2 separate regions of the Homo sapiens genome follow, and region 2 is linked to region 1. Evidence: chromatin loops called from intact Hi-C (ENCODE). Cell type or tissue: PC-3. All regions are shown on one strand. Each heading gives the region's core, and the rest is flanking DNA. Links, peaks and the distances in the headings are about the cores only. Region 1 overlaps COL13A1 (collagen type XIII alpha 1 chain). Region 2 overlaps COL13A1 (collagen type XIII alpha 1 chain).

Region 1 (8,000 bases), core at 1-8,000:
TTCTCCTGCTGCAACCCAAAGAGCGGATAAAAAACCGAAGCGCCTGAAGGGAGGGGGTGGTGGGCAGGAGGAAGGAGCGTGTGGGCAGAGGGAAATGCCTGGACGAATGCTCAAAGGAGAATGACCCAGACTTGAGGAGGCAGGCAAGGCTGGGGTGGGAGTGAGGATGGGAAAGGGCCAAGGAGGCAGAGGCCCAGCCTACGTGGGCCCCAGCCATGTGGGGTTTCAGGAAAACCTACAATAGCCGCCAGGCAGGGAGACAGGGGCCCAGTGTCCCCTCAAAGGCCATGCCCAGCCTCTCTGGCAGGCAGTTCTGCCCCTTTGTGCTTGGCTGGCCCTTGCTCTTTGAAGGACCAGGAGAGCACCCCCTGCCAGCAGGCCCACCCCTTCCGCCACAGACAGCATCTCTGCAAGGAGGCCCCACACCCAGGGCTGTGGCTGGGAGAGCGGGAGTGTCAGCAGGGGCTGCTGCTGGGGCCTGCCAGTGGCCCAGACAACACCCAGCGCAGCTGGTGACCCCATCCACCCTAGTCTCCCCAGACCCAGGCCTCAGTTTCCCTTGGAGAAGCCTGCTGATTTCCCTCTGACTGAGGGCTCAATAGACTGTTTCTGGGAGGGGCAGAACCCAACCCAAAGAGGTGGGAGAAGGACTTCTGAGGCTTCCTGGAGGGCAAACCTCAGTTGATTTTGTTTTTGGAAAACAACAGCAAAAAGCCTGCTGCTTGCCCTTCTTCAAACCTCCCAGTGCACACGGAGACTTTTGTTGACATCTCACCGTGAGCTTCATCACTGCCCCTCAGCCCCTTGAGCACTGCTTGGGACCCGGGTAAGGGGGTCTGGGTTTCACTGTACAGGGAGCTCCAGGCACTGGGCCACACAGACTCTCTGTCTCTCTCTCTCTCTCTCTCTCTCTCTCTCTCTCATTCTCAGGGCCTGCCAGGTCCAGCCGCAGAACACGATCACCCGAGGAGCTCGTTAGACACTTACAGCCAGGCCCTACCCACAGACATCTGCAGCAGGTATTGGGAACAATTGGCCTGGCGTGTTTTGAAAGCTCCCCAGGCGATTCTAATGCAACCAGCATCACCCGTACAAGGGCAAGCCTTTGAGGACATCTGGATCAGTGAGAAGGAGGGGAGAGTAACTTTAAAATGTTTAGTTACTTCAGATCTTTTACCCCTCTCTGGCTCTAAAAGGGAGCATTCAGGCAGCTGATACAAACAGACAGACAGACAGTATACAGTAAGGTAGAAGAACAGCAAAGGCAGAGTGATCAAATAGGATCTGGGATCAAGGCTCATACAAAAGCCTTTGCCACTGGCTGAACCCTAGATTTGCTGCTATGCTTCCTAGTGGCCAGTTCAGAGTCCGAGAGACAAGAACAAACCCATCCACCCTGGGAAGCCCAAGCATTCCAGAGGCCAAGACTGGACAAGGGCTTCCCTCAGAGTACTCATCACCAAGGCCTGATGTAATTAGCAACTCTCATAATGTCTTTCTTACAACAAAGATGGTGGCACGGCCCTGACGCCAAGGCAGTTCAGTAAACACTGCCTCTGGGAGCCAAACCAAACTGAACAGATCCCCAGCCCCTGGCTGGTTTGACTGGCCTCAGCAGAGTTAGAGAGGTATGGTACTTCATACAGACAAGTACATCCTAGTGGCTGAGGATGCCAGCTCTGGGCCACACTGCCTGATTTCAAGGCCTAGCTATGCTACTCACTTACTGTGTGACCATGGGAAATTTGCTTAACTTCTCTGTGCCTCTATTCTCTCTTCTGTAAGAAGGGAATAGTAACAATAGTAACCACTTCATAGGATTATTGTGAGGATTTAGTGAATCAATAGATGTAAAGGTCTTTGAATAGTCCCTGGTACACAGTGTAAGTGTAAGCTCAATACACAGCGTAAACTCAATAAATATCAGCTACTAATAAAAGTTGTAGACAAGGTGCATGAAGCCCCATATTACCTCCTCCAATGATGAGCGAGGTGGCAATGGTTACAGTTGCCATTAGCCAAATGATTTCATTTAATCCTACAACAACCCTGTAAGGAGGATGTCATCATCTCCATTTTTCAGATTAGGGTACTGAGGCTCAGGTCACACAGTTAGTGGCAGGGGTTCAAATGCTATGGTGTTGCCTGCTTCACCATTTTGCCACCCCCCGACTCTGTAAAGAAAAACCTTGGCAGCCAGCTGGGGCAGGTAAAAATGAAGCTCCTGACCTTGGGAGTAGAGGATGGGAGGGGGTGGGTGCCCCCAGCTTCTCTGCCCAGTGGGGAACACATCACTGAGCCTTTCCTGCTCTCCCAGCCAGGACAAGGCATGCAGCCTGGACACACAGAAGTCAATCATCTCATCCTCTGCTGGTTGCTGAGAAACACCCCCTGAGCAAATGCTGAGCCTATTGCTGGGTCCAGGGCCGGGGACGCTGCGAGGAGAGCTGACTAATAAACCTTCCCCAGCCTCTAACAGGGGGACCTTACATCAACAGCTAATTTGTGAGAGCTGCGTATTATGTGCAAAGTCCTGGGCTAGAATTAATAAGGGACCCAAGACAGCATGCCTCTATCGCTGTCATCGGGTCATGTGTGGTCACATGGAGAGACCGTTGTACAATGTGGTTGGGTTGAACCATGAATGGCAAATGGATTTCCTCTTGTGCACTGACTCTAATGGACGGGAGCGGCAGCCTGGGTTGCTGTTCTCCGTGCCACTGGAGGACTGTGTCGAGAAGGATTCCGAGGCCTACCTAGGCTGAATGGGAAAGAGTGTATTGAGCGATGAGTAGTATCTGCTACCGTTTGGGATAAGGAAAGCCAACAACACATGCTATGTCTATTTTCCTTCTCTGAGCTAAATGTCTGGCACAACCTAGGAAGAGCAACAGGAAGTTGGAGCAGGGAGAGAGCCCACATTGGGTTGGAGTGGTTCGAGGAGGCTTTCCAGAGAGCAGTGGGGCAAGTCTAGAGTGATTAAGAAGAAGGGGAAAAGACATCTTTCTGGGAGTTATCAAACCGTAAAGCTGTGCTTAGGGCAGATGGAATGGTGTTTGAGATGCTTTTGGTTTTCCCCACCACCTTCCTATGAGGGTTGGCTGCCTCCTGAGGTCCTCAGTCTGTTCAGAGCTATCTGCTAGTTCGAAGACCTTTGGAGAAGCGGCAGAGCTCTAGTAATTCTCCCTGCCTTTATAGTAAGCACCTGTTATTAAAAAAACAAAATCTAGAGTTATGAAATAGCTTTTCGTCTTGAACACCAACCGTCACTAGTAAGTAGCAGCTTCCTGAACACTGTTGAAAAGGATTCTGAGGCTGCATGTAAGCTCCATGGGAAAGTGTGCAGCAATTGATTAATAATGTCTGCTGAGGGCCCTGGAATGGAGAGCAGGGCACACCCAAGCCATGTATGGGCCACTGCTGACCTAGTTAATTGTCTGGAAAGGGGAAGGTGTGGTGAAGGAGAGATGCCTGCTGGGGTCTGGATCCCACCCCTGACTCCTCTGGTACCACCTTGTGCTGGCTGCATTTGAGGAAACCTGGATCCAGAGTCTGTCCATATACTGAGGTCCAGTCAGCTGTGGTCAGCACAGGACACTGTGCACAGGTTACCCACCCTAGCACACATGTACATCCCCTTTAAGAGTCTCTTCCCATCCTCATCCCAGCATTTCAGTCCTAAAGGACCCCATCCACAGCCCCAATCTTTCAGCTGCTGCTTTGATCCCTCCCCTATATCTGTCCCCTACATCTCTTTGCCATTACTTTCAATGGCAAAAACTGAAATTACTTTTGCACCAAAATCACACACCGTATAAACATGAGACATGTTATTATAATTGTTGTTATTTTTAGGGATGAAGGAGTCTGCCTGGGGTTCCTTAACATTTTAGCTTGGAAGTTTCAACCACTTCCTCTCCCAGGAGATTCCTTAACATCCAAAGGAATGAATCACAGATAGTGGGAGGGAGGTACAGTGACATCAGTCTTCTCATCTGTAAAAGGGGGTGGTGTGAATGTCAGTCCCTTAGGGAAGTTGTGAGGATTGAAAGAGATATAGTGGTGACACGCATAGCATTGGCCCCTGTATGCACCCTATAACTACAGGACATTTCTATTACAGTTTCTGATGTTATTACTGGGGTTAGGGAGTCTACCTGGCATCTCTCAAAACTCACCTTAAAGGTGGCTGCTGAGACCCTCCTCTGCTTCCCCTTGGGCCTAGAAGATGGACTTGGCTCTTTATTTTAATTTTTATTTTTTGAGACGGAGTCTTGCTCTGTCGCCCAGGCTGGAGTGCAATGGCTCGATCTCAGCTCACTGCAAACTTCGCCTCCCAGTTCAAGCAATTCTCCTGCCTTAGCCTCCCGAGTAGCTGGGATTATAGGCACCCACCACCATGCCCGGCTAATTTTTGTATTTTTTAGTAGAGATGGGTTTTCACCATGTTGGTCAGGCTGGTCTTGAATTCCTGACCTCAGGTGATCCACCAACCTTGGCCTCCCAAAGTGCTGGGATTACAGGCATGAGCCACTGCACCCGGCCCAGCATTTGGCTCTTTTAAATTCCACTCCCTTCTCATTCACTGCACACGGCTGCCCAGTCCTAGGTGTCATCTGATTTTCTCCATTTGGGACATTCCAGCTTCTTTCTTCACAGCAAGCAAATCAAATAACAGGCAGCTGGAGTGCTCGTTAAGGGTCCCAGACCAGGAGAGAGGCGCTGATGGGGGAAGAGCTGGGGCCTGAGGTCTGGAAAGCACACTCCTGGTTCCCCACAGAGCTGGCTCCCGCCATCCTCCAATCCCGGCTCTGCACAACCCCCGTCATGGGCTGGTCCCCTCAGATCTGCCTCTGGCTCCCCTCTCAGGCCTCCTGTCCTCCTGGGTCCCCTTGGCCGGCCCTCCCTGCAGCTCCCTCTCCCTTCTGCCTCATACACGCAGTCTCTGCCCCCTCACCTGCTTTCCCCATTGGCATGGGAGTCCCACCCCCAGGCCATTGCACAGGCCGTGTGCCTCACCAGGCTTGCCCTCCCCAGTGTCCTTCTCCCATTCTTCAGGAAGTGGCCCAGTCCTGCCTGCTGCAAAGATTGCCTGCCCCAGATCCCTAAGGGCCCTCCCTGAGCACTCATCTGGTCTTGTGCATGGCCTTTGGTGATGGCACCTTTTAGTGAAGTCTCCGATCTGCCTCCAATCCCAGGAGGGAGGCAGGGCCTAGATTTAATGGAAGATGAACCTGAAGTGCAGGGGTGTAGCATGGCTTGCCTAAGGCCACAAGACTGGCAAAGCCCAGCTAGAATCCTGGTCTTGGCCTCCAAACTCACCAGATGCCTGTGTGTGCCCCATGAGGACAGGGACCTTCTGCACCTCCATTTTGGAGAATTGTTTTGTAACAAAACCATTTCCCCTCTCTTGTCTCTGAATTCTCCTGTCCTGTGGCAGGTTTTTGCCTGTCCCAATTTTCTGCCTTACCCATTGCTCTCCTCTGCCCTTTGCTCAGACCTTTGCTCAGACCTGGGAGAACACACCTACACAGGGAAAGGCCCAGGATGGTCCCCTCAAGTTGCTTTGCAGGCCCAGAAGCTGCTCGTAGCACAGCGCTGGCCAATAGAACTTTCTGCGAGGATGTACAAGTTCTTTCTCTCTACTGTCCAGCTCCATAGTCCCTAGCTGCAGTGTCCACTGAGCACTTGAAACCAGGCTGTTGCAACAGACAAGCTAAAATTTAAATTTTATTTAATTTTAGTTAGTTTAAATATAATGAGTTGCATATGACTAGCAGTTACTGTATTGGACAGCCCAACCCTAGGGTGTCCCTCCAGGAGCACAGACAAGGCCCCCACAGATAAGGCCACTCACGCCATCCACCTGTGGGACAGCTCCCTTCCTCTGGCTCCAGCATCTTCCCCTATTGACCTCAGCCACCATTTCCAGTCACCCCTCTCTGACCCTACTTTTACCCCCATTCATTGTCCCCTCTGGCCTGCAGCAGCCTTCTGTTTTTGGCCTTACTGCTTTGCCAGCCGTAAGCACTCACTCTAGGGGCATAACTGCCTTCCTGAAAACCCTTCAATGGCTCCCCATTACTCTTATTTAGATCTAACTTTCTCTAAGGCCCCTCTTGACCTGGGCTGCCCGTCTCTCTCCAGCCACATCTCCTACTTCCTCACACTCCCAGTCCTCCGGGGTCCTGGACTTCCCCCAGTTCTCCCAATTCCCTCTGGCCCCCAGCCTCAAAGGCTGTTCCGTTTGTCCCCTTAGAACAAGGCTTCACACTCGCCCGCTTTTGCCTGGCAAACTCCTATTCATCCTTCAGCTCTTCATTTGAAAATCATTTCCCTAAGGAAGCCTGCCATGACTGCCACCACCATCAGACAATGTTGCATGTAATGCATTCCCCAGGCCCCTCTCTTTTTTCACTATTGTAGCTTTTTTTTTTTTTTTTTTTTTTTTTTTTTTTTTGCACACGACATGGTCACTGCCCATTTTCTTCTTTGTGCACTACTTCCCTGTATGTAAGTTTAGGAGGGCAAAAGTGTCTCCCACAATGCCTGACCCGCAGCAGGCTCTCAGTAAACATTTTCTGAATGAATGAATGAGAATAGGCCAAAAAAAAAAAAAGGTGGCAGGATACAGCGCAAAGAACATTGTATACAGGGCCAGGAGGCTGAGGTTCTAGTCCTGGGCCTCGCCATGTGACTCTGGGCTCAACTTCCCCATCTGAAAAATGGGGTTCAGTTCAGATGCTCTCTGGGATAACTTTCATATCTAGCAGTTGAAAAGATTGTATTCAGTAGGGTAAATATGGAGCTGCAGCTTGGAGGGAAGGAGTGAGCATGTCGGATACAATAGTTAGCCCCAAGGCCCCTAGAGTATGCGACTTGGCATGTCTAAGTCTGAAGCAGTGGAAGCAAGAAGCTAGAAAAGGCCAGGGCATGGTCAGGCCAGCAGGAAGGTCTGGGAAGGGGAAAGCATGGAGAGAGGGGCTGTGCTAAACCCTGAAAATCAGATGCTTATCCCTCAGCAGCCAGGACCCCCGAGATACCTGGAGGAGCTCTCACTGCCCTGACACCTTCTTCACCACCCAGCCAGTCTGGGCTCATTCTGCCTGAGCCCAGAGATGCTGCACCTCCACCCCAGGCCCAGGGAACCATGGACGGCCCGATGGAGTTCTCCGGATTCCCTGGAGCCTGGCAGGGCGTGGGAATGAGCTGACAGCAGCAGTCATGGGTGCACCACTAGCACCAGTACGCTTGCCCTGTGACCGCTCTCTCTGCTCTGGCCCTGCAATCTCCTCCTTGGCCACCCTGGAGAACTGCTCCAGCAGGTGCCAGCCTGGCAGGGGCAGCTGAGAAGAGCCTGGCTATAGGGAATAGGTACATCTTGCCAAAATGCTCACAGCACCCCACCCACCACAGTTAGAGCTGTGCTCCAGTGTTTGCTACATCAGCACTGTTTCGCATGTTCAGAGGGGTTGGAGCGTTTGTCCCAAGCTTCCAAGTAGCAGAGTGGGGATAAAAACCCAGGGTTGCTGGCCTCTACCACCGTGATCTTTACTGCTGCACACTCCCTCCAGCTAAGTAAGATATCCTCTCCCATTTCTTCCCCATGGAAACCTTCCATGGCCAGGACCTTCCATGGCCAGGACCTGCTCCAGGACCTCTTCCCAGACTGCTGCGGCCCCCACCTGCCTGTCCTCCTCTCTATCTGGGCCCTGAATCCCCTGTGCTGTCCAGATTCCCACAGATCATCAAGCCTCACCCTGTCAAGGCCCAGCCTTTCCTCTGGTGGCACAAAGAGGCTGCATGTCCCTCCTTCCTGGGGAGGGGACAGCCTTTTCCTGTATTCCGAAGATTGCCATAGCTACCTGACACGCTAGTAGTGTTTAATCTACTTGGATCAAAAAAATTTGGAGAATGGAAGAAAGCATCCTTTCTCCAGAAAAATAAGAAACCTGGTTTAGGAAAAAGAAGGTGTGGACTAATTTGTGGCCAAGGACAGC
Region 2 (8,936 bases), core at 538-8,537, 58 kb before region 1:
TTCAGGGCTCCTCTTCTGAGCTGGGCTCAGAATGTGGGGAAAGCTACCTGGGCCTTTCTTCTTCACTCTGTGGGCAGAGACTGAGTGAAGACTCATCCCCTCCACCTCATGGGCTCCTTCAGCACAGACCCAAAGGGGTCTGGGAACAGTCCCTGGGTCGGGCCAGCACAAGCTCTCAGAATGCAAAATTCCTACTGAGGAAAGGACCCTCAAGTCAGGCAGGGACTCAGAGCTGTCCTGGCATCCTGGCCCTGGGGGTGAGGTGTGTGCAGGAGGCTGCAGCATCCTGCCCCTGGGGGTGAGGTGTGTGCAGGAGGCCCCAAGGCAGGGTGGGGGCAGTTGAGGGCTCTTGTGGCTTCCTCAGAATGAGACAGGGAAAAGCAGCACATTTCCCACAGGTGAAAGCTCTATATGGCAGAGTTTATTTTGGAAGATGGATGATAGGAATTAAGATCTGACACACCAAACGTGCCATAATACATTATCCTTCCTTTCAAGTAATGACATGACAGGTCCTGCCTCACTGTGATGTGTCAGGGGCCATGGGATCCTCAGTGTGGGTGCAAGGGCCTTTCAGGGCACAAATGGAGTCTTCGATAATGGCCTTTACTAAAAATGAAGCAGGCGGCTCCCACAGGTACACATCAAGAGGAAAACAACTATGGAAATGACTTCTCCAAGGAAGGGATGATGATAGGGTTGATTTCAGCAACCTTGAGAAAGATCTGATGCGAGGGCTGGGCCCTTTCAATTCCTATCTCCAGCTCCCCCAGCGCCCTCTGGTCTTTTGTTGGGATATCAAAGGCAGGTGCTCCTGTTCTCTGGATCCATTACTTGAGGGAGGCAGTCTCCTTGGGCTCTTCTCAGGTTCTCTGGAAGTGGCTCCACTCCCTGCCCCACCCTGGGCTTCCTAGCAAGGCCAGGAAGGAGTGCGGCATGATGCCTATAATTTATGTGCTGTCTCCCAGTCTAACCGGCTGACACCGCTCTCTCTTACATAACCATTGCCGCCGCCACCACCACCACCTGCCCAAAGTGGCCAGAATGGAGCTGCCCCACTCAGGGGTGTGGATGTGAGTCCCCTGGAGCAGACCATGCTTGCAGCCAGCTCGATGACCTGTTTTCTGGGACCTTTCAAGGGGCAGAACTGAGGAGAGATGATTTCTTTTCTTCTAATACCTGGTGCTTTTTTTTTTTTTTTTTTTTGACTCCAATAGCTTCTTTGGGGACAAAGGAACTGAGCTAATTAGAGGGAAAGCCACTCTTTCATATTGAAATTTGGGGCCTGCTTTGCCCTGGGGGCAGCCATTGTCTTGCCCTGGAGGGGTGCAGAAGTGGGTGAAAAGCAAAATGGTAGCCTCCTCCCCACAAGAGGCATTCTGGAGGGACCCCTCAGGAGCCTGCATAGGCCCCCAACAAGACAGCAGGGGCCCAGCTTTCAGTGCCCCCACCCAGAACCCCGTTACCAGCAGGTGACACAGGCCTTTCAGATGCACGAGACCCTCGGCTTGAGTACTTACAGGAGGTCCTGAAAGAGAGAGAGAAAATGCCTGGGTCAGTGTCATTGCTGTAGGGGGCGGTGGGGAGGCCGCCTTGGAAGCAGTGTCCAAGGATTCATCAGCGGAGGGGTTTCCATCTGGTCTTCGAAGTTTGTCTTTTCCTGGCCTACTTTCACCAATATAATCTCTTCCCCCTTTATTTCATCTCCATATTTTCATAATTGGATGAGAAATCCAGAGGTCTAGGCCCCAGGCTCAGCCCTGCTGGGGACCTGCCGGTGGCCCTTCTGCCTCAGTTTCCCACCCCACAAAACGGGCTCTACGGGACCTGCCTGAACTTGTGTACAAGGCTGCTTTGCAGAACACGGGACAGTGGGCAGCGAGGCACACTGAGAAAGGCGGAAATAACAGATCCCGTAGAGATGAGGACCGTTAGCATGCCCGTGTCCTCACTGTGCACGTCAGGGAGGGCCAGCAGGCAGGCAGGGGCGGGCGTGGATGGCCACTGTGCACCCTGCCTGAGGCCCATTGGCCCGTCCTGGTTTCTGTTTAGCAGTGAGTTAGGCACTTCACCCCTCCAGGGTCTGCCACCCACAGCCTCTTTCTCAAAGCCCCCTCTCGGGCTCCGGCCCCACCCTCCTCCATGCCTCTCTCTGTTCCTTTCTCTTTCTGGTGTCCACTCCCCACCTCCCTCCCACGGCCGCAGCAGCAGCCCTATCTCATTACTGGCAACAGCCAAGAATGACAAATTCAAGTGTTCCGAGAGGGAGAAAAAAGGAATAGGGGTGGGGAGCGGGAGGGAAGGTTTAGAAAAGCAGTCCCAGAAAGATAGGGAAGGAAAGGCGCTTCTGCGGAACATGAGCCACGAAACCCCACCCTCCCGGTGATTCCCAGCTGGGCCTGGTGTGTCTGCCCGGCCCCTAGTGCCCTGGCCACGTTAACTCAGCTGCGACTCCTGTTGCTTCTTTTATGCTCGGCCAATAAAGGCTCCTATGTTTCCCCGTGCTCCTCCCATTCCCAGAGCCGGCTTCCTTCTCTCCTCCTTTATCTGTCGGCTTCTCTGCCCTGGTCACCATCCAGGAGGAAACAGCCTCTTTCATGCTGGCCTCTGTCAAGCCATCACGTTAAGGAGGAACACAGTGTTTTAGATTAAAAGCAACAGAAAAAGTCAAGAGGTGTAGAGCCTGGGTGAGCAAGCCCCAGGCCCGGGCCTTGCATGCAGGGCCCAGAACAAGCGGGAGGGAGCACAGAGCAGGGGGAGCATCTGGGAGCCATTAGGCTGAGTGGCAGAGGAATGTCACCCAGAATCTGAAAATATCCCCTGAGCGCAGCCTGCCAGAGGGGCCAGCTTAGCTGGGAAATCTGTGCCTCCTGGCTGGGGGAGATGTCCTCTGCATGAGAAGCAGGCTGGTGACAAAATTCAGCCTGTGGCAATTTTGGGATGCTTCAGCCACATGGAGGGCAGATGCCTTGCGCCTGCCAGGCCTGACGGGGCCCTGGCTCCCACTGTGGCAGGCTCTGGTGATGCCCCCAGTGACACAGGCTAGAGCTCTGAGATGTCCCCAGTGACACAGACTGGAGCTCTGAGGGCAGCCCGGCCTGTTGTTAGCACTCTCGGCTGCATAGGTGTCACCAGATGCAGCCAGGTAGCTGGCACAAGACTCAAGGCTCAGCTGGGTAGCAGGAGGAGCAGTTTGCTGGGTGCACCCCTGGAGGATATAAATTCTACTGAAGATTTTGAGGGTTTTTACATCACCACCACTGCCACCACCATTGTCACTGCATACACCTCTATGGTCCTTATTAGGTGCCAGGCACAATTCGAGGGGTTTTCCATTATGCAATAGGTTCTATCATTCCCGCCTTGCGGATGAAGAAACTGAGGCATGGGAAGGTTGAGCGACTCCCCAGGGCCATGCAGCTAGTAAATGGTAGAGCTCTGGACCCTTCTCTACAGTGCCTCTCTCTCTGTCTCTCATTCAGAAAGCAACCTACCCCCCACCCTGCAATTGCCTGCAGACCAAGTCCTCTCCAGACCTGCCCCTGGGATGCCTGTTATGGTCAGCCTCCAGCCCCCTTCTCTAGACTCAACCCTCTCATCTGTCTTTTACAGGCACCTTTGTCTTATGCAAGGGAATTTGGCTCTTCCAAGCTCAGCCAGGCTGCCACTACCCATACCTGTCCCCTACAGGGATTTCAGAAACAGGAAAATCCTCTTTGTGAGCTAATGCTGTGCCATAGAAGGGGAAGAGCTATACAGGTGCTATAAAAGAAGACTTTCTCTCTCACACACCTTTTTTCCCCTGTTAGGGATGGTCTTCATGAGACCCACTGGAAAATCTTCAGGTGCCTTGGAAAACCCAACTCCCGTCCTGCCCCTGCCAATTTTCATCAAACAGGCCTGCATTGGGACAGCCCTGGGTTTCCAAGCAGATGCTTCCCCTGATGCTGTGTTCAATGCCTGGCAGCTCTAAGATGCTGGGGAGCTGATGGCTTTGCAAAATCTAGCAGTGCCTTGATGTCACTAGTTGCTCTCCCATGTGGGCCACTTGGCTGTGCCCATTACCCTGGCCAGGCACCAAAGGATGGAGTCACTCCAAGGCATTACCAAGTCCCCACAGTACAGATGGAGAGAGAGAGGCCCAGGGAGATTCATGACCATCCAGGGCCATGTTGTGGGCAGGTGATGGCGGTGAGACCGGCATTCAGTCTCCTGACTCCCCATCCTGGGGTCTTCCTAACAGAGCACACCATATCTCATGCTGATCCTGCTGAGGTACTGCCCGTACTACCACATTTTGAGAGAGGAGGAAGACACCTGGACTCCGCCCATGCACCTGCTGCTTCCTCAGGAGGAACCTGTTTCTTGCAGCAGGGAGAACTATGAAGATTGTCCCAGCCCCCTCAGGTGGGCTAAGCAGCCCGCAAGCAGGGCTGTCAGGAGAGGGTCACAACAGCCATCCAGGGTGGGGACATTCTGCCTGAGACCTCCCTGCTGATGTCTGTCACGCACTGCCTCAGCTTCCTGCTGAGGCCACTACCGTTCTCCGCCGGGGTTTGACCCACCTCTTCCGAGCAAGGCGGCCATGCTTCCCCAAAATGGACACATAGGGATGGACCCCCATGAAGAATTCTGGGGTAGCATTCTGGGTCGTGCCCTTTTTCAACCACTTTTTGTATGTTCGTTCATTCAACAAACACTTAACAATGCCTACTGTGTGAGTCACTGTGCTGGGCTGTGGCTCTCTAAAGATGAATAAAGTATACTCATTGTCCTCTGAGGAAGGAAAACTTCATTTTTTTAAGCATTTATTATCTACCAGGCCTGATGCAAAGCTCTGATGATACAGAGATGAATAACTCATTTCCTCCCGCTGAGAAGCCAACAGTTTCCTATGTTAGAAAGCTGGAGAAATTCCAGTGATGAGAACTAAAACAAACATGAGGGTTTAAGGGAGAAAGGTTTGCTGTAGGAGGATTCATTTTTTCATTCCTTCATTCATTCAATCGACATTTACTGAGTGCTCATTATGCGGCAGACATAGACACAGTGCTAAGCATGGTAACTATAACACCGCACTTTGTCTTTATAACAACCTTGTGAAGTTGGCATTATCACCCCTTCCATAGACTTGGAACCTGAGGCTTAGAGGTTAAGCAACCTGCCTAAGGTGGTCACCTTGCTCTTAGATGATGGCATCTGATTCTTAAGGTTAAAAAATTTTAATTTAATTTAATTTAATTTATTATTATTTTTTGAGATAGTATCTCACTCCGTTGCCCAGGCTGGAGTACAGTGGTGCAATCACGGCTCACTACAGCCTCAGCCTCCCTGGGCTCAGGCAATCTTCCCACCTCAGCCTCCCGAGTAGCTGAGACCACACACCACACCTGGCTAATTTCTGTATTTTTTGTAAGGATGGAGTTTCACTATGTTGCCCAGGCTGGTCTCAAACTCCTGAGCTCAAGCTATCTGCCTGCCTCGGGCTCCCAAAGTGCTGGGATTATACACATGAGTCACCATGCCTGGCTTAAGTTGATTGTTTAACTTTTATTTCCATATGGTAGGGCCTGGATTTGAATTTGGTCTCTCTTGCTGCAAAGCCTGTGTTCTCCTGGCTGGAGGTCATGAAGTTCTCAGGGGTGGAAGGGGCGGCTGGGCCCTCAGCCCCTTCTAAAGTGGTCAGGTAAGTCCCCTCCCCCTCGACCCTGGACTTGGTGCCACCCAGTCGCTGGATCCAGTCCTGGTCCTGGACAGGGGGCATCAAGAGTGGCAGGGTGCTCCCAAGTTCAGTGTCATCTGAACCATCTTCTGACCCTGCTTGACCGCTGGGCTCCTAGAAGCTGGGGTCCTAGCCCCCACCCATGCCTCCTGGTGCCTGCAGCTGACCACCTGCCACCAGCTCTGCCACATGCCCGACCCACCCATCTCTGCCAGGACAGGTGCTGTGCATCACGGGCTCCCCTCAGACCTTGGGTGACTAATGATATTGGTTACACTCTGCCTGCTGGAGCAGGGGTTCTCAGCTCGGGGGAATTTGGCTCCCCAGAGGATAGTTGACAATGTCTGGAGACATTTTGATTTCACGACTGGGAAGTTTCTACTGGTCTGTAGTGGGTACGGGCCAGGGATGCTGCTGAAAAGACAATGCACAGAGCCTCCTGCCACAGAGACTCATCTAGTCCACGTGTGAATCGTGCTAAGGATGAGAAACCCCATGCTGGACTAATGGCACCAGACCTGCCTCGGGGCTCCTCCCGTGCCTCAGTCCCTAGGACGCACGCCCTTACCCGTGGCCCAGGCCTCACCGACCTGTGGTTTGCCAACTCTTGGGATCCCATTCTTCTACAGTTTGGCCTGTTCCACCTCCACCCAAGACCTCATTCGGACAAATAGTAATTTGTCTGTTATTCATCTACAGAGTATGTACTCTGTGCCTGACGCTATGCTAAGACCCTTATTTCACTCGGTCTGCCCAATGACCCAGTGAAGTATTGTTGGTTATTGTTCCCACTCTACAGATGAAAAACCTGAGGCCCAGAGAGTTTATGGTGCGTTCAAGGCTGCAGAACACATGCATCACTGGGCTGGTACTTGGCCCCAGGTCTGCCTGCCTCCCGGGACCATGGGCCCCCGAAGCTTGAAGGAGGCACATGGAGAAATAAAAGGAACAGCCTCTGCCTCAAAGAGCAGTGAAGAAGGGAAACATGAGTAACTTTAAAAACCATGAAAAGCAATTTGTGAAGGGACACTGGTGAGCTTTAAGGCAGTCCCTTCACTGGCCTGTGAAGGGACACCGGTGAGCTTTAAGGCAGCCTGTGTCTTCTGGGGTTAACTTCAAAGAGAACACTCAAGCCCTGTCACGTACAGCCCTATGGCCCAAACCCTGAGTTTCTAGGGAAGCCTGAGGCAGATTTCTGGGTAGACCAACTGAATTTATTTGATGTCCCGGGAGCATGGTTGACAAATCATGCTTTGTGACTGATAAAGCACTTCCTTATATCACAGTTCACCACAACCCAACTCCCATTTTATAGATGAGAAAACTGAGGCTCTGAGAAGGGTGCAACTTGCCTATTATTCATGGCTGGTAAATGATCCTGAATCCTGGTCTAGTGCTATTCACAGAACAGCCCACCATTAGCAAAGCTTTGAGAAGCTTTACATTTCTTAGGAAAAATGTCTGACTACTCAGAGCCAACTTGTGCAGTCTTGCAAGAGCCAACTGTGGGCATCTCTTCCTAACTTGGCGCCCAGTGACTTCACACTGGCAGCTGGAAATTGGCCATGGTGGGAGTATTCACACCACAGAAATTGGCAAAAGCTACAAAGCAGCCCCACCTTACCCCAAGAGCCACTTCTTAAGCGTTTGCCAGCACGCCACAGCTCACATCTGTCCTATGATGACATCTCTCGGCCACAAGACACCCCCAGACCTTTCCAGCCCAGGTTGATGGGGTATAACAGGTCCTGGGAGAAGTGGGCAGCAGTTTAAATCACACACACCTACAGTCTCTGTGCCTGCACTCATGGCTGACACTGATAATCAATCACAGCTCCTTAATGAGCCTAGACAAGGTTTCACAATTCTTTGCAACACAGCCACTATCAATCAGCAGAAATTGGCACATGATATGGAACCTATTAGTCATCCTGGAAACTAGAGCCACCTGGAGGTGAGACTCAGGGGAAGCAAGTAGACGAAGCAGGAGGACCCTTTTCTAACTAATCAGGCAGGACTGAGTCTAGCCTTGGGGAGTGGCAGAGACGGAGGTGGAGAGGCTGGGTGTCCTGGACTCCCCAGACACATCTCATACCAGGCATGGGGACTAGCATTGATTGCAGCTCTCTATCCCATCCCCATTCAGCTGTTAAGGTTGGCAGAGAGACTGGAATGTACGAGCAAGGAAGGGACAGGAGCCAGTAAGATCCCCTCCAGCTTAGTTCATGCCCTGGCCCCAGGAGGTCCCCAGAGGACTCCATACTACTAGCTATGCCACTGCCACCCCTGGAGCCACCTGACAGCAACCTGAGTGGCCACCTTCCTGTAAACTCCATGGAAGTGGACTTCACACCTGGCAGCCTGGCGGGGCACTTGGTCTGGCTCCAGGGGCTTCTTGACACTCTGCCCTTGGCTAACCCCTGCTTTCAATCTGGAGGTGCCCCCTTCACTTCCTTGCTCCTTGCATTGTTTGGCAAGTGCCTGAGGGCTGGTGGGACGGGGGAGGCTCAGATGCCCAGCAGCCGGGGTTACTCCTCTCTGTGGACGCAGGAGGGTGTGCCTAAGTAGCAGACTTTCTTGGTTACCTCCTCTGCGTCCATTCTCCCTTTCTCCTCCCAACAAAACCTTAAAGTTCCTCCAGCCTCCTCTCCTTCCCGATGCAGTCCTGTGTTTCCAGGGAAGCCGTTCGCCAGCCTAGCTAGCAATGGGTAAGGGTATATGCCTGGGGCCTGGAGCCCTCGTGGAGATGGCTCTGGTGAGACAGTTTGAGCAGGCAGAGGGACAGGAGATCCCCTTACCATCCCTGCAGCTCCCTTGATGCCAGAGTCCCACATCCCTTGGAATGGGGGATAGCAGCCTGGGGCTCAGGAAAATGGCCGCAGAAGGCCACAGGCAAGGAGGGCATGGGGGACCTGGCTGCAGGTTCTGCCCAGGGGGATGGAGGGTGATGCCCAGCCCCTGGCAAGAGGAACGACAACCCGACAGAAGATGGCGCCAGGCCACCCCCGTGCCCCTCCCCCACCCAGCTGTAATTCTGGGTGAATGAAAGGGAGAGAGGGAAATGGTGTCTCGACAGCTGATGAGAACCTGAAAGGCTAAGGGTTGAGCAGGAAGTGGCTGAGTTCCTCAGAATTATTTTTCTCATTCTTCAGCAGAAGGCAGGTGCTTGGAAGCACGGCTCAGTGCGGTATGAGGGGGTAAAGAAGATTGTATC

Evidence for each region. A loop is a pair of places that touch in the nucleus more often than their neighbours do. Peaks named below come from ENCODE experiments on the same cell type or tissue, not always from the same donor. Only the 100,000 strongest peaks of a DNase experiment are listed, where the experiment ranks them.
Region 2: a loop joins it to region 1, with 5 times the contacts of the local background. A loop is called at or near these places in 6 of 110 quality-filtered maps.

Annotation. Positions count from the first base shown.
Region 1 is chr10:69,803,270-69,811,269 of GRCh38, reverse strand. All of the region lies in intron 1 of COL13A1 (collagen type XIII alpha 1 chain), which reads right to left. LOC105378347 (a long non-coding RNA gene) reads left to right here. Exons shown (of 3, transcript XR_946039.3): 2 at 931-1,019; 3 at 2,318-2,395. Among named protein-coding and RNA genes, the nearest start is that of COL13A1, 5.4 kb to the right of the region's middle. RefSeq lists an enhancer at 3,298-4,497. In PC-3, for the core only: no CTCF peak of the experiment used is centred there; a DNase peak (open chromatin) is centred at 3,959; H3K4me3 peaks cover 4,295 bases; H3K27ac peaks cover 852 bases.
Region 2 is chr10:69,860,390-69,869,325 of GRCh38, reverse strand. COL13A1 (collagen type XIII alpha 1 chain) reads right to left here. Exons shown (of 41, transcript NM_001368882.1): 3 at 1,521-1,528. Among named protein-coding and RNA genes, the nearest start is that of COL13A1, 63 kb to the right of the region's middle. RefSeq lists enhancers at 502-1,485, 1,486-2,469, 8,070-8,775. In PC-3, for the core only: a CTCF peak has its summit at 7,677 (motif pointing left); DNase peaks (open chromatin) are centred at 3,685, 4,755, 5,515, 7,665 and 1 weaker place; H3K4me3 peaks cover 1,062 bases; H3K27ac peaks cover 8,000 bases.